Linked DNA regions of Homo sapiens: region 2 is linked to region 1. A link is a contact called in ENCODE Hi-C or POLR2A ChIA-PET data. All regions are on one chromosome and are shown on one strand. The core of a region is the stretch at or near the end of the contact, and the rest is flanking DNA. Distances in the headings are between cores, read along the strand shown. Region 1 holds the start of LEMD1 (LEM domain containing 1). Region 2 holds the start of LEMD1-DT (LEMD1 divergent transcript).

Region 1 (5,050 bases), core at 1,886-4,385:
ATTTACCTGTAGGAATTTCTGATTGTAAGGCATCACCACACATTTGGCTCTAGTTAGTAAAAGGACATGCACGTTGAGCAGTCATTCCCCCAACTTTCCACCCAGTTAAGTCACTGGCGTGAATACAGATGTGAAGTTAACAGATTCTTTTTACAGCCCAGGGGCCTATTTTCCAGGCTTTCTGTGCAAAGAGGCCCTATGGCTATTTCACAGGTCAGGCTGCACACCATTTAAAGCTGCATAAATCATGCTGGACAAGGTATTAATAAGTGCAAAGTTGCCATCTAGCAGTACAGCTTATGGCGGTACCTTCGCTGTCATCACTGTCCTGCGCTCCATCCAGCTCTCTGGGTCCATTCATCACAGGTGGTGCACAGGGAGGTGAGACCAACAACTGTACTAACTTTTTTTCATACAACTTTCTGGTGGAAGCTGAGGAAGAATTTGGAGAACAAATTAAATTGTTCTGTTTTTTGTATATGAGCCTACTAGGTTCAAGGTATTTCATAACTCAGAATTTTATTCTTAACCCTTACATTATTGGTTAATTATGGCTTTTATTTGAGACAGGGTCTCACTGTGTCTCCCAAGCTTGGTGCAGTAGCTTGATCTCAGCTCACTGAAGCCTCTGCCTCCCATATTCAAGCGATTCTCCGGCCTCAGCCCCTCCAGCAGCTGGGACCACAGGTTCGCCACCACACTCGGCTAATTTTTGTGTTTACTTTAGTAGAGACGAGGTTTCGCCATGTTGGCCAGGCTGATCTTGAATTCCTGACCTCAAGTGATCCACCCGCCTCGGCCTCCCAAATTGCTGGGATTACAGACATGAGCCACTGCGCCCTGCCCAATTACGGCTTTTTAAATGAGGTAGACTCATAGCTATTCAACTCTCTCCTTCCTTTCCACACACTTAGGTGATACCTGTATGGATTAACCACAGAGTCAGGCATTGGACACATCTGAGAACACAGACAAGGCTGTGCATCCTATCTATGGGGAATACAGATAATAAATAAATAGTTAACAGGGTCCACATACTAAAAACAAAACAAAAAAATTGAACAACATAATAAAGAGTAACTGGTTTTTCACTGATGAAAAACACCCAATCCATGCGCTGGGTGTGGTGACTCACGCCTGTAATTCCAGCACTTTGGGAGGCCAAGGCAGGTGGAGTACCTGAGGTCAGAAGTTCGAGACAAGCCTGGCCAACATGGTGAAACCCTGTCTCTACAAAATACAAAATCATTAGTGGGGCATGGTGGTGTGCACCTGTAATCCCAGCTGCTTGGGAGGCTCAGGCAGGAGAATCGCTTGAATCTGGGAGGCAGAGGTTGCAGTAAGACAAACACCCAATCCTAATCTGTAAATAGGATTTGGGTATATTTACCGCCTCTTCCCTCTTTGTGGTTTTCTGTTTTCTCTATGTTCCTATTTCTATTTTAATGGCTTTACTGCATATGTTCCTTCTATTGTAAGTTGTTTATAAACCATAAATGACAAGTCTGTAATATTTGCTGCATACTGTACATACGTAGTATTGGGCCAGGTGAAAATCCAAGCTTCTCAAGTTGGTTCTGCAATTTACAGTCACTCAGACACTTCACATCCACCATGATGATAGAAGTTTGGCCTCTTTTCTGATGGTAGAATCCTTGAAATAACAAAACATTAAATTCATTAAGACAGCCTTACCAATAAGTACTAAAATGTTACCAATCCACATAAGTGTTTATAATCCTATCTCCCCAACCTCCTAGGTGCACAGGCAATAAAGCAAAAATCAACACTTTCTAGTTCTGCCATAAATCCCTGCTGGGATTAGTTGCCTCCAATGTAAAACTTTGGATGGGTGTCATTTTCCCCAGTGTCTTTAGGGCTCAATTAGTTACAACTGTTCTGTTCAATGAATATGAGAAAAATCTTCTGGACAAAATAAACAGATATTTCCATTACTGCTCAGGAACTCTGAGCAAAACTCAAGCTCTGAGAAGATAAGAAGTTAATTAAATATGAAAGAGCTGAGAGGTTTTTTTTTTTTTTTTAGTGAGTTAAATAAAAGTTATTTATCCCTGCCCTCCTTTTGATGACAGGACAGAGAGTACAGAGCATTCAGTTATTGCAAACAGTAGCAGCTTTCACACTTGTAATTTAACTCTGAACGTTAACAAGATGGTAGTTTTTAATTAACCACCAACAGACTTAGTAATTGCTGAATTGGCATTTGAAAAAAAGTCAGCTATTCATTCTCTGGCACACAAATTGATTCATATAGATTTATGTAAATCTTGATATGGCTTTCCAAATCTGCACAACCTCAAATTCAATCAGTTTTATCCACTTGATCCCTTGATCTCCCAAAGTTGACCCTTCTACCTACATAACAAAATCCGCAAAAAGACAGACCCATTTGTCAAACCTTTTAAAGGAGATTTTTAAATTTTGGAGTTTATTGTACCACATTTCTATCATGTTTCAAGGCTTTTTAATACTGCAGTGGAAACAACAGCCAGATAATTATTCAGCATAGGAGGATCTAGACCAATTTTAAATAATGACTTTGCTTTTGTTGGTGATCAATCAATGTCCAATTAGGAAGAACACTGTATACAAGCTAGAAAAAGTCATGAATTGTTATATATAATAGGGTTGTTCTGGAATACCTAGTTTGACAGTTCTCTACTTTAAAGCCATGCTTTAAAGAGAGTTACATTCTAGTACACATAGTAGGTACCTAGTAAATGTTAGTTTCCTCCTTTTCTATGTGTTTGGGAAACTGACTTAACACTTTGAGGCCAGTGGGAAAAAAACTAATGCTAGGAAGAAAAAGGACAATGCATCTCAGCACCTCAGATTTTTTTTCTTTCTTTTTTACTGGAAGCTTGCTTCGGCAGATCCTATGACATTTGTTCCTGAGAACAGCTGTCTGTTGTTTCACCAGCTTCCCAAAAATAACCTCCAATAGAGCCCTCAACAATTTCAAGTGGCACTAGACAATTGCCTAGAGGGAACACACATATGGAAGAAAAATATTCAAATGGAATCCAACTGGATGATTAATTCACTTACCCCTTCACATGGTTATCTAAAGTCTATGCAATCGAGTTGGTTACTAAAGCTGGGTGAGTTTCACTCTGAGGTTTCCACTAGCAACCAGTCCCTTTTTGCCTGTTAGATATTATGGTAATCATAATACTGACAGTGTGACATCAGTAACCCCCATAGCAACAGATTGATGTGCAAATCAGATGATTAATTTAACCAAAGTTCAAACAAAAGGAGGTACTGGTTGACTTCATAGGCACACTGCCATGATACAATGTCAAGAGATGCGGAGAAGTTATCATTATGCACAGCAAGTAAGGAGCTGCTACCAAACCAAATGGTGTCAAGAAACAAGGAAGAGAAAGGAGAAATCAGACAAACCCAACTGTCTAGACCACCCATCAAAAGGCCCATACTAGTAGTTGGGCAATTTGACCATCTACTCCAGGGAAAATAGGAAAGCGGAAGAAACCTGTATTAATTTGTTAAGGATTATTCAATTAAGAAAATAAGAAATCAGGATGGAGGGCAGATAAATAATAATACATTGCAGAAGTTTGATGGATTTGGCCTTTTCAAAGCATGTTCGTATCATCTCACTTCATCCTCTGGATACTCTTATAAGCCAGCTGAGACAGATATTATCATCTACATCGCAAAAGCCTACTTCTTGTTGTTGTCTTATTTTGTTTAAGGAAAGATCGGTGAGACTATTAGCCTGCATCTTTCAAGAAAGACTGCTTAGATTTTAAAGACGTGTGCAAGACAAAATGTAACTGTGAGAAAACGCAATGCCTTCATTAAATTGCAGGATAGAGGGAATGATCTGAAAGGGGTGAAGAGGACAGTGGAGACAGCCTGCTTAGAGTCAAATCCCAGTTCTGCCATTTACCAGCTGGGTGACATCACATCAGGTAAGTTACTAACTTCACTGTGTCTCCTCCTCTTTGTCCATAATGGGGGATAATAAAAATGGTACCTGTATCAAAGGGCTATGTTATTCAATGAGTTATAATACACATAAAGTGCTTGGCACATAGAAAGCATTATATAAATGTTTTCTATTATTCTACTCATGAGCCCTAGCCCCAGAGAGTTTCCACATCCGGTATTTTCCTCAGGAGGCTTCATCTCATTTACACTTGCCCGTGGGAGTCTGTAGTTTCAGTCCTTTCCAGATTCTGGGAAAGAGCTGAACGTCTTTGGGTGGGTGGTTATGAAGGCTCATTGAGTCTCCCAGGCTGTGGCTCCAAGGGCTATGGCTCCACAGTTTCTGAATAGAGCATCAGTTTTCAAACAAACATGTAATGCAAATATTTACCAACATCCAAACATTGCATTCACCAAACAAAGACTTTGAAAATTGACACATTTGTTTCCATCAAAGCAAATAAATGATAGGCTTGGGTTATTAGGAGGCACAAGCATTTTGTTTACATTTCCCAGAATTGCTTTCAACAAAAAAGCAGCCAGCAGGTGGAACTGCTTCCATTTAAACAGTTAGACTATTGGGATGAAACAGACATTTCTAAAATATTTTCTTGGTTAAATCTCTGGGGTTTAAAACAAGCTAGGTAGAGAAGGATTAAATCAGATGATTTCAATCAACATCTATGGGTTGCGCCCTATATTATGTGCAAACTATTCTGCTTGAAATTATTCTCTTGAAAATCCACCAGCATAGTTATGATTCTATTGTCAGCATTATTCCATTTATGAATTCCTGTACTCTGTGCTATCCTGAAATATTTGGTTTCATTGCTTGCAGCACACCATCTCCCTCAGTTTTATCTGTGCAGTCCTGAGCATTAGCTTGTTTTTTATTTTTCATTCTCCCCATGGCTGCAAAGATATTTTATTCCATTTCTTGAGGGAAGCAAGTTTTAATTGAGTAGGTATTCAACATGATAAGGTACCTAAACCCTGAGAGCTTCCTCCTTTCATTAAAATGTAGATCCAATTTCTCTTCCCTTAATGCCACATGCTGGTATTAAACTGAAATAAC
Region 2 (5,050 bases), core at 1,201-3,700, 34 kb after region 1:
TGGCAATAGTCCCAGGCAATGAAGATAGCAAGAGACCCAGGGGCAGGAGAGCAAACACGGGCAGAAGCTGGGGGAGTCTCCGCAGCCTGGGTACCCCCAGCCTCTGCATCTGATCTCCAATAAGCTCCAAGGTTGGGCTGTGGGAGGGAGGACACAGGGAGGTTCTTGTGTTACAAGAATCTAGCCTCCCCAAGTCCAGGACCCAGGCCACAGTTTTGCCTCTCAGCCAATAAAGCTGTTAAAGAAAAATATAAGAATGGGTCATTGGCAAACTCACATGCATTTCAACCTGAGCAATTTATGAATATCGAAATGTCTCAGTGTCTGCCCAAGCACTATTCCTGCCCCCACCCCTTTTCTTCCATGCCCCTCCTCAACCCCCATGGGGTGATGGTGCCCCAGCCCAAAGAACTATGGAACTGGGCTCTCCCAAGCCCCTGTGGAGTACCTCTTGGAGGAGGAGGCAGACAGAGATGAAGGGTGGGGAGAATGGCTTCAGGGACACCACTCATTTATCAAATATGCACCGAGCACAGACAGTGGGATGGGCACCGTGCTAGGCACCAGGAGACAGCACTCAGGGAGGCCCAGCAGGCAGTCCAGTGGGAAGACAGGCCCATATGCATATGACTGCAATTCAGAGCAGTCACGTCAGCAGGACTGTGGTCTCCCCTGCCACCCAGTCTTCATGTCACCTCTTCCAGGGTTACACTGAATTTGATCCTCCCTAGTTGAGGGTCTCTCCTTCCTCTTCATGCCTTTAGGATGGTAGTCCCCAGCTCTGAGACTCCTGGATGTTCTCTTTGTGTGTGTGGGGTGCGTGGGATGGGGGTGGGGGGTGGTGGTGTATGGGCAATGGGAGGGGCCCTGAGTCTCAGAGAGTGCCCAATACTACTTGGAGGAAGTGTTATCTGGTGTGAGTGTGTGTGTGTGTGTGTGTGTGAGAGAGAGAGAGAGAGATCCTCTTTTCCTGCCTCTGTGGCAGCCCCAGTGGAGCAATGGAAAGCCGGCATTGAATGACTGAGAGATAGAAGTTGTTTGCAGCCCCAGGCCTCCGTTGTGTCCTCCTGGAGGGCATAAGCCACCAAAATTACCCCTAAAGGGGGTTTCTTAGAGGACAATCCCTTTCCCCTCAATTCAGAGCTCTTTCACCAGGGGTTCCCATCCCAGCCTCAAAAGAGCTGACTTTTCCTCCAAAGTTAGCCCTTCTTAAGGCTCAAGTTGAGAAAAGTTGTTCACTGGCAGATTAAGGTATGTAAAAAAAAAAAAATCGTCAGGAAAGATTAAATCAGACCAAAAGAAGAATTTGTTAATGAGGGTTGAGGAAAGGAAGGCAGTATACAAGCACTTCCAAACGGAGGCTGTGGAATGTTGGTCGGAAGGGAGGGCTCTCCCTTGGGCCCCCAGACGCCCTCTCCTGACCAGCTCAGCACTGGCAGGGCTGGCCAGCTCTTGTTCCCCGGGGGCACCCTGTTATGGACCCTTTCTCAGGAAAGGGAGCACCTATCCTTGTCTAGCTGCCTTCCTGGGCCCCTACCCGGCCAGAGCTCCTCCTCCAGGTGGGCTCCTAGCTCCGGCCTTTCTTAGGCATGCAAGGGCCCCAGGGATGGGGAGGCAGTGGGAGGCAGGCTTATGGCCAAGAGGTCTGGCCAGACCTAGACCCCACAGACACAATGGCTAGGAAGGACTCTGATGTGTGTGGGGAGTAGCTGGTGTCTCCTCTAAGCCTGGGACCATGTTTGCCTCCACATATACTGGAGTTGGTGGTTTGGCCCACGGACATGGCTTCTCCCAGGCCCCAAACTGGGGTCTCCTGGGGCCCTCTGTTCCAAGGGTACCAGACAAACATATGCACAGGTGTCACAAACCCCTGATCCCTAACCCCTTTACAGCCCCTTCCTCATACCACTCCATACCATGGGGTATAAAGGAAACGGAGGAGGCACTCCAAGCGGGTTTCACTCAGCGGGGACAGGAGGATCGGCTACCTCCGGAGCCAAGGCTCCCTCTCACACTCCCCCCAATCCCACCAGCGGCAAAATCCTTTAAAAGGAACAAAGGCAATGGGGGCGGGGAGGGGGCTTCCTCTTTGGTCGACCTAGGGCGGCGGCTGACGCAGCCCGCCGCCGGTCAGCTTTCAGGTGAGTGCCTGAACCCGCATCCCGCCCATGCCTTAGGGACCCCTCTTCGCCCAGCCAAGCCCGGGGCGGGGAGGAAAGTCCCCCTCAGCCGCACTCGGGCCCCCAACCCGGCCAAGGGGTCGCCAACTCGCGGCACTTTCTGCCTGTTTGTTTTCGCTCAGTACTCACAGTTTAGATGCTAAGCCGGCTCCTCTTGCACTCACTTCCTTTGTGTCTCTCTCTCTCTTTCTCTCTCTCTCCCCCTCACCAATCTCTTTCTTCCCTCCTTGTCCGATTCTCTGCTGTAGCTTCCAGTGGAGAAAAATAATTATTCTTCAATGGGTTAGCACGGGGCGCACGCACACACGCGCGCGCACACACACCCCGCCGAGGTACCCAATCAATGCACAAATCTTCGGGGTCCCTTTAACCTCTGCGGATGACTCCGGGAGTTAATTATGAAGCCTATTTCGGCGCGGCATAAATATGCATTAAGGTAGGAAATAATCGATACGCTGAACTTCTGGGAACTGGCATTTAGACGGACTCCGTCTCGCCGCCCCCCACTCCCTCCATGGCCCCACGAGCCACCTCCACAGCCTCGCGCCTTCCCGGGGTCGCAACGCCTATCACAAGCTTCTACCCGGGTTTCAGGGGGCCCCTGTAGTGGCGTGGGCGCCGCGCCGGTGCCGGGAGACCCCCTCGTGCGCCCTCTGCGGTCGGGGCAGACCCTCAGCCGGAGCTTCTTCCTCCCCCACCCCTGCAGGCCGGGCCCAAGCTGCGACACCCCCAGCACGGGCTCAGCCTGTGAACAAACTCCGAGCTCAGTACTCGGAGGAACTGGCGAGAGCGGGACGGCTACCTGCCCGCACGCCCGATTTCCGGGCACAGCTAGAAAGACCGGGACGCGATTCAACTCCCAATCCGGTGAATCCGCCTAGCGCCTTCGGGTCCTGCCGCCCCCGGCCAGTCCCGACCCGCACACATATGCAGGCATTTGCACACACGCGCGCACACACATGCACGCACATGCACACACACATATGCACACCCTCGCGCACACAGACACTCCCGCGCGCGCTCACGCCCGCACACACTCAGGGTTATAACAAAGGAAGAGGGGCCAGCGCTGCCTTACTTTTGTCTCTCTTCTCTCTTTTGCAGCCCCCCAGCCCCGGGGCCGGCGTGCCCGGCCCACCCCGCCCTCCGCGCCCCCCGACGGCCGCGGTCAGCCGGCATTCCGGAGCAGCGCGTCGGAGCTGCAACTTCGCGCCTAAGCGCCCGCACCTCGCAGCCCGGCGGGCGGGAGACAAAAGCTGCGGCGCCGCCGCCGGAGGCCGCGCGGCCAAGGTGTGTTCGCTAATTGTCAGGAAATGTGTGTGTGTGCGGCCGGGAGCCCGCAGGGGCGGGGGAGGGGACGGAGGAAGAGGAGACCCACCCCTCCTACCCCCGCCACTCGCCAGCGCCGGGTACCCGAACCGGGATTAGAGAATAAATTATCTGCTCTCTTCTCATTGGGCTGTGGCTGAGGACGCCGTCGGCGGCGCCGGGCTGGGAGCTCTCCCGGCTCTTTGCATTCACCGCACAGCTCCGGCTCGCCTCGCTTCGTGGAGGCCGAGAGCCCGGGGCCTCGGCTCCAGACATCAGGGGACACCAGCCGGCTGGCCGCGCCGCCCCGCCCCTCCCCTCCCCCGCCACCCGGCTTGGCCTCAGCCCCCTCCCCTCCCAATTCTGGCTTGGGTCTTGGGGACGAAGATACTAGGGGAAAAGGCCTAGAGGCCGAAGATCCCAGTATCTTTCCTCCTCTCCCGCCACGCCCCCTTCCCAAGGAGGCGGAAGTGGGGGGGGGGGGGCAGCAGGGGTTGGTCACCTGAGCCCAACCCGCTTCAGTCAGAGAGGGCTTTTAGAGCCCTCGAGAGGATCCCTTCAGTGACCACGGCCCATGTCCTGCCCCACACACAATGACAAAGAAGAGATGGCACTAAGGATCTTTGCTTTTCTCCTCTCTCCAGCCCCCTCAACTGCAGTCCAATATTGTTACTAATTTCTTTCCTTTGGCCCACCTTGGCAGACAGCTCATTAACTGCCTGGAAGGAAATGCCCTCTGGTTCAAAGCAGCTTCCTGCCAAGAATTCATTCATTTAGCAAGAAATATGCAGGATCCTCCCCCCACCGCCCCCCACCACCCGTGCCATGACACGGGCTGGGTGCCAGGAATGCAAAAGAAGAAGATCCAGATGAGACAATCATGTTTTTAAAAAGCAACAAATACTGGAGTCAGAGGTGTTATCCCAGTGTGAGAGGTGCTAAACCAAGGTACAGGCAAAGTTTGAACCCAAAAGGCAGGATTGAGTAACTTCAGCCATTCATTCAATAATAATGTAGCATGTCTTCCATGCCAGGCTCTGTGCTAGGCATTGGGGATATACACAGGTGAACCAGTGCGTGTGGTGCCCAGTCCTCTGGAGTGCACAGTCTGCTGGACAAGATGAACACTGACTAGTGCCATATGAGCTAATCAGGAGACATCTGGGGAGTGTGAATAATGGGGACTCTTACTCTTCACTGGGGAGCCCAGAAAGGCTTCTCTGAGGAATGAGATCTAAAGGATGAAAGATAGCTGGGTGAAGATGGGATGGTGAGGGGCAAGGGAAGAGTTCTGGTCAGAAGAAACCTGTAGAGAGGCCCTTGAGCTGCTAGTAACTGGCTCATGAGAAAGCAGTGAATCGTCCAGCTTGCAGAGAGGGAGCACACAACAGAGCGAGGTGGGCCTAGGAAGGACCTGCAGAAGCTAGAGAGCTGCCCAGAGTAGTATTTGCAGGTGTAATCCAGGCAGATTTCTCCAGGTTCCAAAGACTAATGTTTTGAAAGAGGCTTACCTGTGTGTTGCTCTTTCTGAGCCCAACCCCACACTGTAGCCCCCTTTAACT

The links. Hi-C counts contacts between places; a loop is a spot of excess contacts on that map. ChIA-PET counts read pairs that join two places held with the same protein, here RNA polymerase II (POLR2A). Pooled maps may share reads with other maps.
Region 2: POLR2A ChIA-PET joins it to region 1 with 13 read pairs in H1. The contact joins the promoter of LEMD1-DT here to the promoter of LEMD1 in region 1. A Hi-C loop is called at or near these places in 2 of 168 maps with a recorded cell type or tissue (Ramos and lower leg skin) and 2 of 50 pooled maps. POLR2A ChIA-PET finds 5 or more read pairs at or near these places in 7 of 52 experiments (CD4-positive, alpha-beta memory T cell, H1, HepG2 and 4 more).

The regions. Positions count from the first base shown.
Region 1 is chr1:205,418,921-205,423,970 of GRCh38, forward strand. It overlaps LEMD1 (LEM domain containing 1), which reads right to left and starts at 3,136. Exons shown (of 6, transcript NM_001199050.2): 1 at 3,070-3,136; 2 at 1,535-1,654; 3 at 310-432. The coding sequence starts at 1,616.
Region 2 is chr1:205,453,608-205,458,657 of GRCh38, forward strand. It overlaps LEMD1-DT (LEMD1 divergent transcript), which reads left to right and starts at 2,451. Exons shown (of 3, transcript NR_148934.1): 1 at 2,451-2,616; 2 at 3,285-3,470. BLACAT1 (BLACAT1 overlapping LEMD1 locus) reads right to left here and starts at 2,438. Exons shown (of 2, transcript NM_001397426.2): 1 at 2,310-2,438.